Regions from separate parts of the Homo sapiens genome. Here region 1 is linked to region 2. A link is an interaction called in ENCODE POLR2A ChIA-PET data of the cell type or tissue named here. Cell type or tissue: PC-3. All regions are shown on one strand. Each heading gives the region's core, and the rest is flanking DNA. Links, peaks and the distances in the headings are about the cores only. Region 1 overlaps LRP2BP (LRP2 binding protein). Region 2 has its middle 7.1 kb from the start of MIR3945HG.

Evidence for each region. ChIA-PET counts read pairs that join two places held together with the same protein. Peaks named below come from ENCODE experiments on the same cell type or tissue, not always from the same donor. Only the 100,000 strongest peaks of a DNase experiment are listed, where the experiment ranks them.
Region 1: POLR2A ChIA-PET joins it to region 2 with 9 read pairs; 2 of 35 experiments call an interaction of 5 or more read pairs at or near these places.

What each region holds. Positions count from the first base shown.
Region 1 is chr4:185,381,339-185,386,723 of GRCh38, reverse strand. All of the region lies in intron 1 of LRP2BP (LRP2 binding protein), which reads left to right. Among named protein-coding and RNA genes, the nearest start is that of LRP2BP, 12 kb to the left of the region's middle. In PC-3, for the core only: no CTCF peak of the experiment used is centred there; a DNase peak (open chromatin) is centred at 3,063; H3K4me3 peaks cover 239 bases.
Region 2 is chr4:184,860,066-184,865,450 of GRCh38, reverse strand. No RefSeq gene overlaps it. Among named protein-coding and RNA genes, the nearest start is that of MIR3945HG, 7.1 kb to the right of the region's middle. In PC-3, for the core only: no CTCF peak of the experiment used is centred there; no DNase peak of the experiment used is centred there.

The DNA.
Region 1 (5,385 bases), core at 103-5,102, 520 kb before region 2:
CTGGAGGGTGTAGTCTCTTAAGGTCCAGGGGTCACGTTGGGGTGTACCTGTCTCCTATAGCCAAAAGTTTGGGCCAGGACTAGTGAGGATGCAGCTTGTGCAAAGACTAAAACACCATCAGGCAGCTTTTCCAAAGCACAGAAATGGCTGGAATCCACCTGCCCCATGCCCTTAAGAGCACTGAGGTAGGCTGGAGCCCAGCCTTTTCTCTTGTCCTCTCTGCCCACCACTTTCTGGGCCTCTGACTGATGCCTGGATTTTTAAAATTAGTATTTAAAATGTTAATAGTTTTTTGCATATAGGTCATAGACACTTATCTGAGGTTATTCCCACATAGTTTATATTTTTGTGTTATTACAAATGAGCATTCCTTGCCCAGTGTACTTTCTCACTGGCTATGAAAGATATGCTTTTCATTTTTGTTCATTTATTTCATACCCTGCCACTCTCCTGAGCTAATCATATCAGGCAGCCTTTAAGCTGATCCCTTTGGATTCCCAGAGATCCAATCATCATGTACAAGAAAGATAATTATGCTTCTTTTTAAAATATATCTTGCTTGTTTTGTGTTTTATTTTTTGTCCAGAACTTCTCAAATGTGACTGCATAATAATGGTGATACCACGACTCTTTGTTTTGTTTTTCATTTCAGTTAGACTACTGCATTTTCCTCTCTGAATGTAACTTCTCTCTGTCTTGCTCTAAATTGAAATCTGTATCTTCCCTGAGAAAGACACAACTTCCCCTGAAGATAAGGCTGCAGACACCTTGAGCTTGACAGTATAAGATGATGTTATTTCTTTATCTCCCCCCCCCCCTCCCCGAGACAGAGTCTTGCTCTGTCACCCAGGCTGGAGTGCAGTGGCACGATCTCAGCTCACTGCAACCTCCACCTTCCGGGTTTGAGCAATTCTCCTGCCTCAGCCTCCCGAGTAGCTGGGATTACAGGCGCCTACTACCGCACCCAGCTAATTTTTGTATTGTTAGTAGAGACGGAGTTTCACCTTTTTGGCCAGGCTGGTCCTGAACTCCTGACCTCCTGATCTGCCTGCCTTAGCCTCACAAAGTGCTGGGATTACAGGCATGAGCCACCGCGCCTGGCCTGGGATGATGTTACTATACATTCAGTTTGTCCAAGGACATGGGGAGGTGGGGTGACAAGCAACGTTAATGGGGCTGCAAATGAATATTTTATAAAAGATTTATCTGGTTTTTCTGTTCAGTGTGGCTCTCATACTCTAGGACAGAGGTCAATTTAAATTTTGGTTGTGACAGATTTTTTTCAATTCTCTTTGCGACCCTGATTTTGTCAATTCTTTTTATGATTTATGTCACACTTGGATAGTGATGAGCAATTATCACATACTTTAAGGAATTCTACTCATGTATTTTACTAGCTGACCTCCGGGGGTAAATCATCCCGGAGTGTATTTATAACTGTAACAGTATCGGCTCCAGAGAAGACCCGGCAGCTGTAACTGCCAACAAGGTTTCCCCATTGGGAACAGAACAAATAGACGTGTGGGCCCACACAAACGGCGGGAAGATTTTGAACGTATCAGTGTTTCTTAGCCTGTTTTATTTGATCACAGAATACATGGTAAATCAGAGAAAAATAAAATCAAAAGCTACTGGACTCTTTCATCCCGTGCTTGCCACAGCTTATCTGGTCATAAAACACATCCTGTCTTTCCCCACACTTTTCCTCTCTTCAGGGCCTGATGGTGTAAATCTGCCACACCCAAAAGGAAGGGGTGGGAAAAAAGCACTTTTGTTTTAAACACACAAACGGACCTAGCTGAAAGGGGCGGCGGGGGACGGGGGGCGGGGAGGGGGATGCAGGGCGGAGTGGGAAGAACAGAAAGCTACTGCCTGAATCAGTATTGTCTTTTGAGATCTCAGTAAGTTATTCTCTTCTAATTTTTCATCATATATGTGTAGATGGTGTTTCCAATTACTATATGAACACTATGGGGTTTTTAAAAAACTACTGTTAGGCAATAGTAATGAAAGGAAAAATAACAATAAACACGGGTTTGAGGGTTTGCCGGGGAGGCTTATTTATCTCTGTTTTCTTGGGCACTAGGAACATTATCTAGTATGAAAGGAACTTCAGTGTTGAACCTCAATTTTAAAAGAACTTTAAATACAGCTATTCATTATTTCATTTCAACATTGGATTAGGCCAACTATTAAGTGTCAAAAGAGCCAGTCAGAAGCATCAGCAAATGTAATTAATTTTAAAAACCCAGAAACTTTAAACACTTGGCCCATTGAAAGTTAAATGGAATGTCTAGGCTCCTATTTATATGACATAGTCTAGGGTGGTGTTTTAGTCTGTTCCTCCTTCTATAACAAAATTCCTTAGTTGGGTAATTTATAAACAATCGAAATTGATTTCTCATAGTTCTGGAGGTTGGGAAGTCCAAAATCAAGGCACTGGCAGATTCAGTGTCTGGTGAGAGCTTTCAGGACAGTGCCTTGTTGTGTCCTCACATGGCAGAAGGCAGAATGGCAAAAGAGTGAGCTCTCTGCATCTAACCCTTTCCTAAGGGCACAAATCCCATCCTTAAGAGCAGAACCCTCCCGTCACTCCCCAGGGCTCCACCTCTTAATACCATCACCTTAGGGGGTTAAGTTTCAACATGTGAACTTTGGAGGGACACACACTCTAAGCATAGCAGGTACTGTGTCAGGACTAGGACTCAGCATATAGTTGTACTCATGGGCAACAGTTATTACAGCAAAGGAATACACAACAAGATTAGCAACAACAACAAAGGCACAGGTGGAATCTGAAGAAATCCACGCCCAGGCTTATGTTCTCTCCCTTCCATGAGGAAAAACACGGCGCACCTGCCTGTCTCCAGTAGTGAAGAATGCAGGGACATGGGCACAGTGTTTGTCCCAAAGGAAGCCCGGAGGGATGTTTTTGTTGGGGGCAAGTCATGTAGGCATCCTCTGCCTAGCAGCTACCAAAATGACAGAATTCCACAAGGAAAGCAGATAGTCACCACAAATCACATTGTTTATGCAACAGTTTAAACACAGCAAAACCAGTCTTACCAGTTAGGGGATGGAAGTGCCAAGTTCCTGATGTCAGCCAAATGCCAGCCTTGCCAGTATGCCCTTGTAAAGATGGCAGCCTCGGGCCTGCCGTGGTAACTGTTTTCTGCACAGGCACACAACCCACAAACGACACTAACATACTTAAGACACATTTTGCAGCAGCAGTGTGTTTTTGGAGATGGGGTCTCACTCTGTCACCCAGGTTGGAGTGCAATGGCACAGTCATAGCTCATTGCAGCCTCAAACTCCAGGGCTCAAGGGATCTTCCCCCCTCAGCCTCCTGAGTAGCTAGGACTATAGGTGTGCACCACCACACCTGGCTAATTTTTTTATTTTTAATTTTTTTGGAAGGACAGGGCCTCACTACGTTGCCCTGTCTGGTCTTGAACTTGTGGCCTCAAGTGATCCTCCCACCTTGATCTCCCAAAGTTCTGGGATTACAGGAATGAACCACCACACCCAGCCTGAATACAGTTAGATGGTTCAGAGCACAAAGTTTAAATGCAAGGTTGCCTATAAAAGATTTAATATACATACTTCAAAACACAACTACTGAGGTGAAAGTATAACAAATGATGAGGGAAGAATGATCTTTTCAACAAACAGGTACTGGGCAAATGGATATCCACATGCAAAAGAACTGATTTGGACCTTTCCCTCATACACAGAATGAACTCAATGGATCAAAGACCTAAATGTAAGAGTAAATATAAAACTCTTAGAAGAAGGCACAGGGGTAAACTTTTGTGACCTTGGATTAGGCAATGGTTTCTTTTAGATGTGACACCTAAAGCACAGGCAAGAAAAGAAAAAATAGAAAAACTGGACTTCATTAAAAATAAAAGGTTTTGGGATCAAAAGAAACTGTTAAAGAAAAACATCCACACATTGGGAAAAAATTGCAAATTATACACTGGTATGAGACTAGTATGTAGGATATATAAAGAACTATTATAACCCAACTGGAAAATGGGCAAAAGCTTTGAATAGACATTTACAAATACAAATGCAAAATGGGTAAGAAGCACAGGAAAAGATGCTCAACATGATTTTTCATTAGAGAAATGCAAATCAAAACAACAATGAGATAGCGCTTCACATCCACTAGGATGGTGATAATAAAGATAGGCAACAACAGGTGTTGGTGAGGATGTAGAACCTTATACACTATTGGTAGGGATGTGAAATGGTACAACCACTTTGAAATACAGATTGGCAATTTCCCAAAATGTCAAACATAGAATTACCATATGACCCAGCAATTCCACTCCTAGGTACATACCCAAGAGAATTGAAAACATGTATCCTCACAAAAACTAGTACGCAGACGTTTGTTGCAGCACTATTCATAATAGGCCAAAGCTGGAAACAATCCAAGTGCTTATCAACTGATGAACAGATTTTTTAAAAATCCATATAATGAAATGTTAATCATCCATAAAAAGGAATGAAATATTGATACATGCAACAAAGTACATGAATGTTGTAAACATTATGCTAAGTGAAAGAAGCCAGACATAAAAGGCCACATATTCTATGATTCCATTTATATAGAATATCCAAAATAGGCAAATCCATAGAGACAGAAAGTAGATTAGTGTTTGCCAGGAACTGAAGGGAGGAGAATGGGGAGTGGCTGCCGATGCTACAGTGTTTCTTCTGGATGATGAAAAGGTTTTGGAATTCCATAGCGGTAATTATTGCACAACTTTGTAATTATATTAAAAACCTCTGAATTGTACACTTTAAAAGGGTGAATTTTATGGTATGTGAATTATATATCAATTTGTAAAAAGTGTAACAAATGGATTAACATAAATGTTAATTCAGGAAATCAGAAGTATAAAGATGCAGGATGAGCCATACAATAATTTCCTCACATTCTTCTGAGGAACAGACTGAAGCCCCCCAAAACAGCTGTAGTTTCCTGTCCCTCTTTGGAAATAGCCAGGACTCTTCAGCCTGAATTAGAGGCTGTCTCATACTTGTCATAGTCAGGACAACTAAAAACTTTTTACTAGGACTCCTGAAAAGTCAGCCTAATTGAATGGGTGATTTATATTCAGAACTCAAATGAACCAAGCAGTCTTCCCATAAATTACTCAAACTACCAGAAATCTAAATCAGCAATTAATTTAAAAAGGGATTTTGTGCCCAATCACTTGGAAACTATTTGGCAGTATCTACAAAAGCTGACTATGCATAGTCATTGACCCAGTAACTACTACTACTATGTTTATCCGCAACAAAAACATGTATAAATTTTCAGGAAAAAGCAGGCCCAAGAATGTTCCTAATCGTCCAAAACAGAAGCTA
Region 2 (5,385 bases), core at 188-5,187:
ATCAGGAATTTATTCCAAAAACATCGTTCAGGATGAATTAGGTCTCTATAAACTCATCCTGTTCCCATACACATTTTATATTTCCATCCATTCAATAAAAAAGATGGTATAAAGTGGTGATCCTAAGGAACTGATTATAAATCTCAAAGCACTCAAAACTGTTGAAATATGTGATATTCAAATGTAATTATTGAGTCAGGAAATAACAGATTACCTTATATACAAAACTGATTTTTCAACAAGAATTTATATTTAAGGGAGTTTTCTGCTTAAGGACCTTACTTTCATTAATTTCTGTTTTATGACTACTTCATCTTCCATTATTTTTGTTGATGATAATGTTTCTTCTAAGATTTCTTTCTTTGTTAAAAAAAACACTGCTGTACTTTTGTTTTGATGGTATTCCCTTACTCTTATTTTGGCTTTTTCCCCCTCTCACAGCAACCATACAGTTACCCAAATTTGCATATTTTAGGTTTTCACTGTTCTCACATCTTTCTATGGAATGATCAGTTTTTGAAGGACAATCTTTTGGTCCCCTAATAATTGACCAATTGCATCTTATTTTCTTGTTTTATTGCCTCAGTAACTGCAGTGCATATAATTTCCTTTTTCTCCTCTAAGTTTCTCACTAATACCTTAACAGTTTGGGTTTATATAACAAATGTCCTTACACTTCCCAGGTAAATGTATAAAAGTAAGGACATTGTTATAGAGGGGTGTGTGTGTGTGTGTAATCAAGGATAAACGAAATATTGTGAGACTATACCCATGTTTCACTTCTGTTCATTTTATGCTCTTTATATAAAACACAAACATGTTAAGTTCATGTACACATGATTTCTAATATTTTCTTTTGTAGGTTGCCTTTTTCTTTACTCTGATTCTTTTCATTTATACCTAATCATCTTCCTTCCTGGGGGTTCAATTTCTAGCAAGTGAAAGGAGGGCAGGAGATGGTCAGAGAAAGAGAGAGATTTTGTTTTCTGAGTCCTGCTTCTGAGGCCTGAAGTTCCACAACATTATTACACGACTACAACAAGAGCTATGGGAGTTATGAGACAGGAGCTGTGGAAAAAAACCTACACATATATGTTTTAATTATGTATGTATTGTATATATTATGTAATATCCCAGCATCTGTCTCAAAAAGTTAGAAAAATATCAAGTTAAACTCAAAGATAGTAAAAGAGAGAAAGTATGAAAAAGGAGAACTAAATGGAATAGAAAACAAATCAAATATATATATATATATAAACCTTCTCTCTTTTCCTCGATCCATCCCACCAGGGACTTATGACTTTGCTCATCTTTTCAAGGAACTAGCTGTCACGCCTGGCCCATGGGTTTTTTTTGTTGTTGTCATTCTTGCAAAACTACAACAGTAATGTCTGAAAAGGTGAATACATTGTGACCAAAGTGGCCTATTTCAAGAGTAAGAATGGTTAAATATTTGAAAACGTAAAATTCATCTCATTGACAGAGAAAAGGAGAAAACATAACACTGCCTTCTAGATAAATGCTGAAAAGGAATTTGATGAAATTCAATATACATTCATAATCATATCTTTTAGCAAATATAGATAGAACTGCTTGAATCTGATAAAATGCACCAACAAAAAACTTACATAAACATTTTGATTAAATGTTAAAAACTTTCCCTCTGAAATTGAGAATAGAGAAGAGTGTCCTGGCCAATCTGATGAGCAAGAGAAAGCAAGCATAAGAATGTGAACACAAGGACCAAACCTGTTCCTATTTACAGGCAACTTAGTGATGTACACAGAGAAATCAAGCAGAAGAATGTGAACCCAAGGACCAAACCTGTGCCTATTTACAGGCAACTTAGTGATGTACACAGAAAATCCACTGGGCATGGTGGCTCATGTCTATAATCCCAGCACTTTGGGAGGCTGAGGCAGGAGGATCTCTTGAGCTTAGGAGTTCAAGACCAGCCTGGGCAACACAGGGAGACCCCTATCTTTACAGAAAATTAGGAAAAAAAAAAACAAAAAAACAGGCTTGGTGGCATGCCTGTAGTTCAGCTACTCGAGAGGCTGAGGCAGGAGGATCACTTGAGGTTGTAGTGAGCCATGATCATGCTACTGTACTCCAGCCTGGGTGACAGAAGGAGACCCTGTCTGAAAAAAAAAAAGAAGAAGAAGAAGAAAAAAAATCCCAAAGAATCTACAGATGAACTACTAAATTTAAGTTTACCAAGGTTGCTGGATATACAGATGCAAAAACCAAGTCTATATTTTTATCCCAACAACAAGCAAAAATATAAAAAATCAATTATACCTTTTATAATAGCATTAAACTTATCATCAACAATGTAAAAATAAACCTAAATAAAGACATGTAAGACATCTTCAGTAAAACTGTAAAAATATTATTAAGAGAAATTTTAAAACATAATAAGTGAAAAGTTATATCATGTTTATGGGTTAGTAGCTTCTATATTGTAATATAGAATATGTCAGTCTCCATGAATTAATCTATAGAGTCAAAAGAAGTTCCAGGTTGGGCACAGCGGCTCACACTTGTAATCCCAGCACTTTGGGAGGCCAAGGCCGGCAGATCACTTGAGGTCAGGAGTTCGAGACCAGCCTGGCCAACATGGTGAAACCCTGTCTTTACTAAAAATACAAAAATTAGCTGAGCGTGTTGGTGGACGCCTGTAATCCCAGCTACTCTGGAGGCTGAAGCAAGAGAATCACTTGAACCCGGGAGGTGGAGGTTGCAGTGAGCCAAGATCACGCCACTGCACTCCAGCCTGGGCGACAGTGCAAGACTCCGTCTCAAAAGAAACAGAAACAAAAACAAAAGAAGTTTCAGGTTTATTTTTTGTGGCAGTTGACCAGGTGACTGTAAAGTTTATGGGAAAATTAAAAGGACCACAAACAGAAGGAGTTATCCCAGAGGAAGGTCAAGTAACCAATCTAAAGCACATTAAATCAACAGAACACCACTTTCCATCAATCAAATTAGCAAAGACATCATAAATGATAACACTCCATGCTGGCGAGAGTGTAATAAACTGATTTTTTTATGCACACCTGGAAGAGTGCACACAGGTACAACCTATCTGGAAAGCCATTTGACAAGCCAATTGGAAAGAAAACATGGAGATGTTTAGAATTTCATATCCTCCATCACGGTGTTTCACCTTCTAGGAATCTATCCTTTGAAAATAATATTGATCACACACTTGGCTAAAGTTTTATGTCTGAGGGTGCTGCAGCCTTATTTGCCGTGGCAAAAGTATGAAATCACCTAAATGTTCACACACACACACACACACACACACCAAAATGATTAGATTACCATGTCCACCTATAGTGAGACTGGCAGTCAATCAGAGGAAATGTTTCCTGAAGGCAATTTAATAAAATGAAGAAATGCTAGTAATTATAAAGTGAAAGAAGGAGATGCAAACTGGATACACTGGAAACAGCCCAAACGCTTACCAGCAGCAGATGGATGAGAAACAACACGTAGCATTGACATACATGCAATGGCATATTCTTTAGCCTTTATTTTTTATTTTATTTTTTTGAGATAGAGTGTCGCTCTTGTCGCCCAGGTTGGAGTGCAGTGGTGCAATCTTGGCTCACTGCAACCTCTGCTTCCTGGGTTCAAGAGATTCTCCCTGACTCAGCCTCCCAAGTAGCTGGGACTACAGGCATGCGCCACCATGCCTGGCTAATTTTTGTATTATTAGCATAGATGGGGTTTCGCCACGTTGGCCAGACTGGTCTCGATCTCCTGACCTCAGATGATCCACCCACCTCAGATGATCCACGCACAAACATGCGTAGAATGTTTGTGGTCCTTTTAATTTTCCCATAAACTTTAGAGTCACCTGGTCAACTCCCAAAGTGCTGGGATTACAGGCATGAGCCACCACGTCCAGCCATTTTTTAGCCTTTAAAAGGAATTAAATGGCACTATATGTGACAACATGAGTAAACCTTGGGAACATTATCTAACTGAAATAGGCCAGACACAAAACGACAAATCCTCTATGATTCCACTTATAGGAGTTACCTAGAATAGGCGAATTATTAGAGACAGCAAGTAGAATAGAGGTTATCAGGGGCTGAGGGGAAGGACCAATGGAGAATTATTCTCTGGTGGGTACAGAGTTTCGGTTTCTTTTTCCAGAAAAAGTTCTGGAACTGGATGTGGTAATGGTTGAACCACATTGTGAAGAAACACTGCCACTGAATTTACACTTGAAAGTGGCTAAAATGGTAACTTTTATGTTAGTATATTTTACCACAATAGAAAATGCGTAGAAAAAAACCGTGTGAGTGATTTTTTTAAAAACACATGCTTTGAGATATAGGACAATGTGTAATGAGATATTAAGATGTAATCTCAGAGTATTCATTGATTCATTGATTCATTGAAAAAAGATAATTCTATTGAGCCCCTACTTGTGCCAGTTACTCTTCTGGTTCTGGGGACAGAGCTTGGTCAACAAGACAAACAGCCCCTTGCTCTAGTGGAGGGTGTAACGCACACTGGGGTTATAAGAAGATTCTTTCTTTTTTGCCCCTTTATATATTTTCCAAATCTTTCCAATGGGCATTGTATTTTTATGTATGGGGAAAATATAAATGGAAGAAGGGAGGCAATTATGAAATCAATGTTGGCCTGAGATGATTGTTAATTTTCCTCTTCCTCCTGGGCTTATGCCGTGAGCACACACCTCATCAATACAGAGAGGACCAGGTCCGATGATGATGAGGGAGGGATGCAGGAGGATCGGAACTTACGGAGCAAGAGAGTGGCGCCTGCTCAGTCCGCCATCCTGCTGTCTCCCGACTATGCTTTGGGCTTTCTGGCTTCCAGAGGCATCCGGACTCTAGTGATCTGTCAGTCCCCCTCACTCCACCCAGTGGGTGTTTACATCGGTGTTCAAAAGATCCAGAGCTTCTCTTTTTTTGGTGCTAGGATTTTTATTCTTTTAACAATAGTCCTGCAATAGCTCTTGGATAATTGTCTTGACCCCTCCTCTGCTTATACCAGGCCATAACCCTCCTAGAGATTCGAAAAGCTGTCTGAAAATATCAGGCAGAGGTTAATAAATGAAAGGGCTGGGCACCTTTCCTCCAAGAAATCGTTGCTAATTTGGGGCTCCTCTTGCAACATAGCAAAACCGAGAATTTCAGGGCTTTGCAATGCAAAAAGTCCCCAGTGGCCTCATTTCTACATTTCCTCTCCATACCCAACTAATTGACCCTGAGTTTTTGTTCATTCTTGTCTGATCTTGGCTGATATTAGGAGAGGCAGTCTAACCCAGATGAATGAAACTCTGCTTCCTTGATCATGGCTGCAAAGGGACACCGCCCCACGCCCCACCTCCTCTGTGCGGAG